Linked DNA regions of Homo sapiens: region 1 is linked to region 2. The links are chromatin contacts, found by Hi-C or POLR2A ChIA-PET in ENCODE. All regions are on one chromosome and are shown on one strand. The core of a region is the stretch at or near the end of the contact, and the rest is flanking DNA. Distances in the headings are between cores, read along the strand shown.

Evidence for each region. A loop is a pair of places that touch in the nucleus more often than their neighbours do. ChIA-PET counts read pairs that join two places held with the same protein, here RNA polymerase II (POLR2A). Pooled maps may share reads with other maps.
Region 1: a loop to region 2 is called in a map of CD8-positive, alpha-beta T cell, with 4 times the contacts of the local background. The contact joins the promoter of ATP6V0A2 here to the promoter of ARL6IP4 in region 2. A Hi-C loop is called at or near these places in 1 of 168 maps with a recorded cell type or tissue (CD8-positive, alpha-beta T cell), 3 of 37 single-sample maps with no recorded cell type and 9 of 50 pooled maps. POLR2A ChIA-PET finds 5 or more read pairs at or near these places in 2 of 52 experiments (CD4-positive, alpha-beta T cell and RWPE1).

What each region holds. Positions count from the first base shown.
Region 1 is chr12:123,709,409-123,715,208 of GRCh38, forward strand. It overlaps ATP6V0A2 (ATPase H+ transporting V0 subunit a2), which reads left to right and starts at 2,945. Exons shown (of 20, transcript NM_012463.4): 1 at 2,945-3,274. The coding sequence starts at 3,158. LOC105370042 (a long non-coding RNA gene) reads right to left here. Exons shown (of 3, transcript XR_945477.4): 3 at 3,358-5,326. RefSeq lists a silencer at 2,770-3,319.
Region 2 is chr12:122,977,368-122,982,075 of GRCh38, forward strand. ARL6IP4 (ARF like GTPase 6 interacting protein 4) reads left to right here and starts at 3,314. Exons shown (of 6, transcript NM_018694.4): 1 at 3,314-3,378; 2 at 3,762-3,932; 3 at 4,204-4,512; 4 at 4,590-4,707. The coding sequence starts at 3,773. OGFOD2 (2-oxoglutarate and iron dependent oxygenase domain containing 2) reads left to right here. Exons shown (of 7, transcript NM_001304833.2): 5 at 1,075-1,202; 6 at 1,386-1,643; 7 at 1,716-2,675. The coding sequence ends at 1,979. RefSeq lists enhancers at 2,511-2,730, 2,887-3,392, 3,393-3,898 and silencers at 2,981-3,620, 3,631-3,730.

The DNA of each region.
Region 1 (5,800 bases), core at 1,695-4,194, 730 kb after region 2:
TTACGGCTCACTGCAGCCTCGACCTCCTGAGCTCAAGTGATCCTCCCACCTTAGCCTCCCAAGTAGCTGGGACCACAGGCTTGTACCTGGCTAGTTTTTGTATTTTTTTTTTTTGTAGAGAAGGGGGTCTCCCTATGTTACCCAGGCTGGTCTCGAACTCTTAGGCTCAAGTGATCTACCTGCCTTAGCCTCCCAAAGTGCTGGGATTATAGGTATGAGCTGCTGTGCCCAGCCCTGGAATAGATGTTTTTAGCCACGGTCCTACAGTGGCCACATGGCACATCACCTGTAAGTTTTCTTTGTGTGCCAGGTAACTTAGTTGTTTCAGATGGATTTTCTATGTTATTTAAGCCTAATTTTGAAAAATAATTATTTTCCCTTTTATACTTTTTGATCGAATTCCTAGTGCCTGCTGATACCCAGCACCACATAAAATGTGCTGTTTCATCTTCGCTGCAGAGTTCCTGCCCAGGGGCAATTTCAAATTTTCCTCCAGTCTTAAGTCCATTTTCTTTTTTCTTTTTTTTTTTGAGACGGAGTCTTGCTCTATTGCCCAGGCTGGAGAGCAGTGGCGTGATCTTTGCTCACTGCAAGCTCCGCCTCCCGAGTTCACGCCATTCTCCTGCCTCAGCCTCCTGAGTAGCTGGGACTACAGGCACCCACCACCATGCCCAGCTAATTTTTCGTATTTTTAGTAGAGACGGAGTTTCACTGTGTTAGCCAGGATGGTCTCGATCTCCTGACCTCGTGATCCACCCGCCTCGGCCTCCCAAAGTGCTGGGATTACAGGCATGAGCCACTGCGCCCGGCCTGAGTCCACTTTCAAATAGGGGGATGAGCTAGTCACTGCAGAGGTCCTAAGTTTCTGCATGATGGAAATACCGTGAATTTCAGCATCTGTACTGTGGTGGTGTTGGGCCTTCACCCGACCCCTCTAGGGCTGACTCAGGAATCTGGGTCAGTACTGGACTGACGGAGCTGGGGTCTGAGTCAATTATTGTCTGAACTTCAGCCTTTGAATTCACCTTCACAGTTCTTACTGTATCTTTTTGTTGTTGTTGTTTCTTTTGAAACAGAGTGTCACTCTGTTGCCCAGGCTAGAGTCCAGGGATGCCATTTCAGCTCACTGCAAGCTCCACCTCCCAGGTTCAAGCGATTCTCTTGCCTCAGCCTCCCGAGTAGCTGGGACTACAGGTGCCCACCACCACGCCTAGCTAATTTTTATATTTTTTTAGTAGAGACGGGGTTTTGCCATGTTGGCCAGGCTGGTCTCAAACTCCTGACCTCAAGTGATCCACCTGCCTCAGCCTCCCAAAGTGCAGGGATTACAGGAGTGAGCCAGGGCACCCAGCCTAGTGTAACTAGCTTTGGATTTCAGGTATTTATGGAAAATAAATTTAAAACTTCCAAATGACAGGTAATTTAGCTTGATTTTGTGGGCTTTGTGAGGACGCCTTTTGTACTTAAAAGAAGGAAAAAACTCAGTTTGGCAGAATGGGGTCTGGAGTGTCTATGGTTTTAACTTTTTTAAGTTTATACATTTATGTATGCATTCATGAACTATTTATTGAGTGGCTACTATGTGCTGGGGCTTGGAGATACCACAGTGGCAGAAACAATGTCCCCACCTTGGTGGAGCTTCCATTCTAGCAGGGAAGACTGGCACTAACACACAGACAAGATAATTTCAGATGGTGGCAGGTGCAGTGAAGGAAATAGAACAAGGATGTGACTCCAGGGACAGTCTCAAGGAAGGGGATATGTAAGCAGAGACTCGACTGGGACAGCGGTGAGGTTGCGGCCTGGGGCGGGGGGCCACTGCTTCCCGGTCAGTGTGGGGAACACACACTGGGTGCTGTGTGATTCCATCGACAGGACAAGCCTGGAGGTGGCAAATTTAGCGAGACAAAATTGTCCTGTGGTGGCCAGGCCGGGCGGGAAGGGGAGACTGCAACTGAGCAGGAGGAGTCTTGCGAGGTCGGTGGGAAATGTTTGAAAACTGGATTGGGATGCTGGCTGCACACTCCAACTTCACGAAGAAGCCTAGGATCCCTCCGGGCGGCGGATCACGCCTGTAATCCTAGCGCTTTGGGAGGCCAAGGCGGGAGGATTGCTTGAGTTCAGGAGTTCGAGACCAGCCTGGCCAACATGATGAAACCCCTTCTCTATAAACATTTTAAAAACAAATTAGCCGGGTGTGATGGCGCGCGTCTGTAATCCCAGCTCCTCCAGAGGCTGAGGTGGGAGGATCGCTTGAGCTCAGGAGGTCAAGGTTGCAGCGAGCCGAGCTCGTGCTACTGCACTCCTCCCTGGGCCACAGAGGGAAACCCTATCCATAAAAAACCAGCAGCAGGGCCGGGCGCAGTGGTTCACGCCTGTAATCCCAGCACTGCGGAGGCCGAGGCAGGCGGATCACCTGAGCTCTGGAGTTTTGAGACCAGCCTGGCCAACATGGTGAAACCCCGTCTCTATTAAAAATACAAAAAAATTAGCTGGACGCGGGTGGCGCGCGTCTGTAGTCACAGCAACTGGGGAGTCTGAGGCTGGAGAATCGCTTGAACCTGGGAGACGGAGGTTGCAGTGAGCCGAGATCGCGCTACTGCACTCCAGCCTGTGGGACTGCGTGAGATTCCGTTTCTCTCTCTCTCTCTCTCACACACACACACACACACACACGCAGCAGCACAGGGTCGTGCACTAGGAACGGGTGAGCTTCGCGGCGTGCACACTCGGCGAGACTCCTCCAGGAAAGCCGGGGAGCCGCGCGGGATTTAGCTCTGCGTCCAGTCCGGCGGAGCGCCAGCTGCAGTGGTCGTACCCGCCGGGTTCGCGCTGGTTGGCCCTGCCGCCACGTCGTGCGGCGACAACCTCGGGCGTCCATTGGTCGGCCGGCGGGGGGGGCGGGACGCGGGGGCGGAACCGGAACCGGCAGTGGCTTGGGGGCGGGACCTCGCGGACTGCTGTGGCGGCAGCTGGAGCGGCGGCCGCGGTGGCAGAACCGGGGGCGGCCGCTGCAGTCTGGAGCCCCATAGTGCGGGGCCGCGGCCAGGCCACAGGAAGAGCTCGAGGCCCGGGCCGCACCGGCTGAGTGTGCGGGCCCGCGCGGCTCGGAGCCGCCGCCGCCCATCGAGCCCCTCCGGGCGCGGGTCGGCCCGCCATGGGGTCCCTGTTCCGGAGCGAGACCATGTGCCTGGCGCAGCTCTTCCTGCAGTCGGGCACGGCCTACGAGTGCCTCAGCGCCCTGGGCGAGAAAGGCCTGGTCCAGTTCCGAGACGTGAGTGTCGCCCGGGAGACGCGGGCCGCACCTGCTCTCCTGGCGCCCCCAATCCCGCGCATCGCTGGGGCCCTCCCGCGGGGAGCACCGAGGAAGGGCGCGCCCCGTCCCCATTGTCCAGACGGGGAAGATGACACCCCAGCTCAGCGGCCAAAGCTTCCCGGAGCGCGGGGCTGACTCCAGGGTCGCCGGCCGTCTGTGTGGTCGGCGGCTGCTCTGCCCCAGTTAGTTAGGATCGCCCGTGTGGTCTTCATCAGCTCCGGGCACCGAGCTCAGCGGGAGAACAAATCCCACAAAGGCCTCTTGGAGTCCTTTTGGAACTTTACGGGGGTTAGGGGGGCGCATTAACCAAATAAATAGGTCAACCAGAAAAGGTTTGCCATAAAGAAGAAACGGGGTGATGTGAAGGTGATTCGGGCGGGAGGTGAGTGTGAAGGGATTGTCGAGGAAGCCTCCCGGAGAAGGTGATATTTCAGCTGAGACCCAAATAGAAAGGAGCCAGCCGTGGGGAAGATCTGGGGAGAGGGTCCTTGTTGGAGGGAACAGGAGGAGCCCAGACAGAGCCAGAAATGGGAAGGAGCTGGATGTCATCTGCTTGAGGAGAGGGATTTTTGTGTTTTGGTCACTGATGCTTAATGCTGTACATACCATTGTGTGTAAGGACTTAAGAACTCAGTCATTGTTTGTCGAGTGGAAGCTGTCTCCCCAACAAGTAATAATAAACATTTGTTTGTCCATTTACTTGTTTATTGTTTGTCTCCACCAAGGACTGTCAACCTCTGAGAGTAAGTACCTTAACGCAGTCCTTGGCAGTCATTGGCATCGATAGGCATTTGTTGAATGAACAGACAAGCTTTTCTTGACTGCCCGCTATGTTCAGGCACTGTTTTTGGTGCTGGAGACTCGGTGGTGAGCAAGGCAGACACAGTCCCTGTGTTCCTGGAGCTTCCAGTGTGGGAGGAGACAGATTAAACACACTCTGATTATGAGCTGTGATAAGTGCTAAGAAGGCAAAGAACAGGGTGTGGAAGGGAGACCGTGAAGCAAGTACTTACTGACTGAATTGAAATCCACTCAGGCGAACATTTTATTTCCTGGCCACCACTTTCATCTCCTGACTGTTTCCCTTAATCTTCCTAAGGTGTCCTTAATTTCAAAAGGGATCAGCCCTACCCGAGATCTGATATCCATTGATATCAGATATCTAATACCAGATCAGCCCCATAAGGCAGTTGCAAAGTCATGGAGAGACTCCTGAGTGACAGGCGAGGGTGCAGGTAAGATGCAGGGCGGTTCCTGGTTCCTGGAGCCACTTCTGCAGTTGTACCCATTCACCTGATGGATGCTGCGCTGAGCTGTGAATAGCACCCAAAACATTCAGGCAACAGCTGCAGGTGCAGCAGGCTCCTACATTTGTAACAGGTAGATGTTTTCCTTCCGGTTAGTACTCAAGCCAAGACACTTATCACACTTCAGTCTTACAGGTTTGAGCAAACGTACTAATCACTATGAAGGTTCCAGTTTCAATAAGCGCCACTACCTCCAGTCATAGAGTGTACCTGGGATCCTTTTCAACTGAATGTCAGTGAAAGGAGAAGAAAGTGCTGTTCATCTTTTTCCAGAAGGAAGTAAAACTAAGGTTGCTGCGATGAGCTCTTGTGTGGTGCTAGGTTTTCAGTGTGTCTTCAGCCTGAGTTTCCTACTGACTTTGTGGTGACCAGATGGGATCACTGTTAGTAACCCTTGCAAGGGAAAGGGGGGCAGGTGGTGACTTCCGTGGTGACAGCTAGTGGGAAGTACCTGGAAAAGAAAGGTCATTCAGCTGATGGGGAGGACTCCCTGAAGGGAAAGTTCGCACTTTTGTTACAGTTCTCAGTCTAAGAACAGGTTTCCTCTTTAGTCCTTCAGCTGAAGTGGGAGTATCAATGGCTGTGAATATCAAAACAAACAGCACCAGATCTCCTCTGCCGGTTTTACTAGGTTAAATGTGCCTTGAATTGAATCTACATTAAAATGTACCTTATTCCATTAGCCTTGAATTAGGGTGCTGCCCTAAAAGGGAAAAAAAACCCAAAATTTATAAAAGAAACCACACAATAGAAAAAAAAAGTTAATATGTCTGGGCACGGTGGTTCACGTCTGTAATCCCAGCACTTTCGGAGGCCAAGGCGGGCAGATCACAAGGCCAAGAGTTCGAGACCATCCTGGCCAACATGGTGAAACCCTGTCTCTACTAAAAATACAAAAATTAGCTGGGCATGGCGGGGTGTGCCTGTAGTCCTAGCTACTCTCAGAAGGCTGAGGCAGGAGAATCACTTGAACCCAGGAGGCAGAGGTTGCAGTGAGCTGAGATCGCGCCACTGCACTCCAGCCTGGCAACAGAGCGAGACTCCGTCTCAAAAAAAAGTTAATATATGTAAGCTGGTGATGGTGGTGTATGTATGTGAAATCCATGTTTGTATTATTGCCACAGAAATTTACCTCTTTATAAATAAAGATTCTACTATTTGTAGAAACATCATGCCC
Region 2 (4,708 bases), core at 2,064-4,563:
AGCAGTTACCACCTGGAGTTGTGGCTCTGGGCGGAGGCCTGCGGCCATGCCAAACTCCAAGTAGGGCAAAAAATGCCCCACTTCTCTTCGGATTTCTTGCTGGGCTCACTTATTGGCTAAACCCAGCAGGAAATGCTGGGCAAGGGAGGTTTGCGTGTTGTTTAACCTCTGATTCAGTTTCCTCATCTGTAAAATGGGAGCAACAGTAACCCCCTCTCTTAAGGCACTGCGACGATCAAGTGAGTTAATCTGCATAGAGTGCCTGTCACAGGGCCCGCACGTAGTGTTTGGAAAGTGTTTCCTATTCTTATTGGCACTGATAGCCTGGGCTAGGGGCTCCTGTGGGAGGCAGATACAAGTTTCCCCTCATGGAGCCTGTGCTTTGTTGGGAGTCATGGGTGGAATGAATCCCCCTCCTCCCAGCCTGGGGGTGCTCTCCTCATTGCCTTCCACTCCCCGGCAGCTGAGATAGTGCTGAGGCTGTTGGCTGGGGCAGGGCCTAGGCTGCGAGGTGGCCCCATCGTGGGCACACTAGCCCTGCACCCCTGGGCATTGGTGCGTCCGCCAAGAAATGTTTAGGTTTCCATTCTCAGCCTGGTTTCTTCCCCCTCAGGGCCCAGCAAGAAAGAACAGCCCCTTCTGGCCTTCCTGCTGGGGGACAGAGGCTCCCAGAGCCACTTCTGAGTTGGGGTACAGACTTCGGTGGCTCATCAGATGAAAGGAGGTGCAGAGAGAGCCTGAAGTTGGCTCTGTGATCCCGACTTGGCTGTCACTGGCCTGCTGGGTGTCCCTGGGCTACTTCCTTCCCCTCTCTGGGCCTCAGGACCCATATGTGAGCTCCCAGGGCCAGCCCTGTGGACACTTGTAGAGTCTGGGGAAAGGTTCCGGGCATAAGTGGGGGGCATGGGAATCGGCCTCCCCTGCTCCTCATGTTACTTCCTTAAGTCATCACAATAGCCCTGAAAAGCAAAGGCCTCATCTCCATGGCACAGGTGATGAAACAGGAAGACTGAAGCCCAGGCCTGGCCGGCCCACGGCCACATTCAGGCCAACAGACCATCCCTCCTTCCACAGAGGAGAAGCGCATCTACCGGGTGCCTGTTTTCACAGCGCCCTTCTGCCAGGCCCTGCTGGAAGAGCTGGAGCACTTCGAGCAATCGGACATGCCTAAGGGGAGGCCCAACACCATGAACAACTACGGGGTGGGTGAGGCCTGGCCGGTGGCAGAGGAGGGGGTGGCTGGGGTCAGGAGGCAGTGTCAGAGGTTCTGCAGATGGGCTGCCTGCCCGGGCTGCGAAAGAAGGTCACAGTGGGATCACCGTGGAGTGGAAGCCCAGGGTTGCAGCCCTCTAGTTTCCTTGCTGACCCCAGGAATCCCCTCCCAGGTGCTGCTGCACGAGCTCGGGCTGGACGAGCCGCTGATGACACCACTGCGGGAGCGCTTCCTGCAGCCGCTGATGGCCCTGCTGTACCCTGACTGTGGCGGGGGCCGGCTCGACAGCCACCGGGCCTTTGTGGTCAAATACGCACCGGGCCAGGACCTGGAGCTGGGCTGCCACTATGATAATGCCGAGCTCACCCTCAATGTGGCCTTGGGCAAGGTCTTCACAGGGGGCGCCCTGTATTTTGGGGGCCTCTTCCAGGTGAGTGTGTGACCCATGCGGCAGGGCCTGGGGCAGCTGTGAGTGCCCAGGCCTGAGTCGTGCCATCTGCAGGCACCCACAGCCCTGACGGAGCCCCTGGAGGTGGAGCACGTGGTGGGCCAGGGTGTCCTCCACCGTGGCGGCCAGCTGCATGGAGCCCGGCCCTTGGGCACTGGTGAGCGTTGGAACCTTGTCGTCTGGCTCCGAGCCTCTGCTGTGCGCAACAGCCTCTGTCCCATGTGCTGCCGTGAGCCCGACCTGGTGGACGATGAGGGCTTCGGTGATGGCTTCACCCGAGAGGAGCCCGCCACGGTGGATGTATGTGCGCTCACCTGAGCTTGCTTGGGCCCAGTGTGGGGGTGGCAGGCAGGTGAGGGCTCCGTTGCCTTGGTCTGGGGGCAGAAATAAAATCCCCGCAGCCTACTGCACTTCTTGGCTCAACGGTGTGCCAGCTTCTGGGTCATTCTATGGGCAAAGATGCTGCCTTAGTTCAGGTTTGTCAGAAGCAGGGTCTGGAATGGGGCTTCAGCGAGGGAGTCAGGGAAGCAGGGGAGGGGAGGGAGCAGCTGGGCAAGGAAGTGGCTTCAGAGGACGTCCAGCCTCAGCTGGCCCCACGGAGAGCTCCAGGCAGAGCCCACAGTACCACAGTGTGCCCACACCACCGGTTACTGGCTCCTGGATGAGGGGGCCAGAGAGGAGTGAATAACTTCCCAGACACTTATCTCCAGGGCAGGGTGCCTTCCAGTAGCCAAGGGAAGCCTCCAGAGAGCACAGATGTGAACCCTCAGCAGCAGGCATCACCCCCCAGTGGACTCGGGTGGGCCACCAGTAGCATCTTCTAGATGGCAGAGGGGTGAATGGCAGGGCCAGGAACCAGGCTGCCCGGGTTCCCATTCTGCTTCTGCCACTTCCAGCTGTGTGGCTTTAGGTGAGCCTTCACCTTTTGGTGCCTTCGTTTCCTCATTTAGCACCTACCTCCTAGAGCTGTTTTGGGAGTCAAATGCGCTGACGTATATAAAGTGCTTTGCAAGATCCCTTTGTGTTTGCGGCTGTCATTGTGGAAGAGTTGCAACTTGGGGGCCCGAGATTGGATGAAGCGCACAGCCACGCTTTGGGTTACACATTTGAAACTCAGGGGGCTTCCATATTGCAGTCTTGAGTTTGGTCTCCCTGGGAAGGTGGGGCACCAGCCCCATGCCACGTTGCACGTATCAGCTGGAGCAGAATCCTGGCTTCCTTCCGGATGGGCCTGGGGTCCATGCCCGCGCTCACTGCCAAGATCTTTCTGGCCCCTACGGACACGAGTTTGCGACCTCTGAGTCACTGGGTGGGCGCGTCGGAAAGACCAGGGCGCCTCAGTCTGGAGCTCGCAGTCGTATGGAGAGGGCAGGACCAGCCGGGGAGGAGGGCGGCGCGCGCGAGGGTCGCCTTCTTCCCAGGGCACCGGGGGCGTGGGTGCTGCGGGCGTGCGCCGAGAGGGCAGCCTTGGAAGTGGGCGCAGCTTCGGCAGACACAGGCGTGAGGGGCTGCGGAGCTCGAGGGCCGGCGCCCCTGCTTGCCTCTGCGGGAGGTGGGCGCGCCCGGGACGGAACCTGGGGCGTCAGAACGAAAGGCAGCGGCGCCGCGCTTCCCAGCCGGCCAGCCTCCCGCGCAGCGCCCCGGCCGGAAGCCTCCTCGCCGCCGCTTCCTCTCGAGAAGGCGCGGGGCGGGCTGTCCGGCCCGCAGGGCGGTCGAGGTGGGAACGGAGCAGCCCCGGGGGCCCCCTTGAGGCGGCGAGGCCGCGAAGGGCGCGGGGCTGGAGGGTAGGAGAGCGCGGGAAAGCGCCCCAGACGCCACTCGCGGCGGACGGCGGCCAGTTCCCAGGGGTTTGGAGCCGGGTGCGCAGGCGTGGGGCCTCCGGGCACGGGGCGGGCCCTTAACAGGCACCGCTGCGGGGACTGGAGTCGGCGGAGAAAACCGGGGTCCCCAGCGCTGGGGGTGGGTGAGGGTCGCTCATTTTCCCGGGACGGTGACGGGTACTGGGCGTCGCCAGGCCCCGGCCCCGCTAGAGCCACCCTTGGAGCCCGCCCGCGGCCGGCCTTGGGGGCTTCGGCTCAAGCGCGTCTTCTTCGTCGCCAGCCCGCGGCGCCATGGCTCACGTCGGCTCCCGCAAGCGCTCGAGGAGTCGCAGCCGGTCCCGGGGACGGGGGTCGGAAAAGAGAAAGAAGAAGAGCAGGAAAGACACCTCGAGGAACTGCTCGGCCTCCACATCCCAAGGTCGCAAGGCCAGCACGGCCCCTGGGGCGGAGGGTGAGGACCACAGGCATCGGGGAGAGGAGGCGCAGTTACTACCCGGGGAAGTCGGGCGAGCAGTGGTCGGGGACGCTCAGTCATGCCTCTGTGCAGCCGGGCCTGAGATGTGAGGGCCAGGCGCCGCAGGAGCCAGGAAGGGGCTCCTCTGGGAAGCTCCATCTCTGTTCTGGAAAGCCCCTCAGGAAGCGCTCACCCTGTAGCCGGTCTGTGCCTGCCCCAGGCCAGAGCAGGGGACGAAGGTTTACCTCTTCCCCTCCTGGCCTTCCAGCCTCACCTTCTCCCTGCATCACAGAGAGAAGCAAGCAGAAGGCCCGGAGGAGAACAAGATCCAGCTCCTCCTCCTCTTCTTCCAGTTCTTCTAGCTCCTCTTCTTCCTCCTCGTCCTCCTCCTCTTCCTCCAGTGATGGCCGGAAGAAGCGGGGGAAGTACAAGGACAAGAGGAGGAAGAAGAAGAAGAAGAGGAAGAAGCTGAAGAAGAAGGGCAAGGAGAAGGCGGAAGCACAGCAGGTGGAGGCTCTGCCGGGCCCCTCGCTGGACCAGTGGCACCGATCAGCTGGGGAGGAAGAGGATGGCCCAGGTACTGTGCTGCCCAGCACCTGAGAGGGAGAAGGTCGCTTCCCAAGGCCTGGCCACCACCTCCGTCTTCCCTTCCAGTCCTGACGGATGAGCAGAAGTCCCGAATCCAGGCCATGAAGCCCATGACCAAGGAGGAGTGGGATGCCCGGCAGAGCATCATCCGCAAGGTGGTGGACCCTGAGACGGGGCGCACCAGG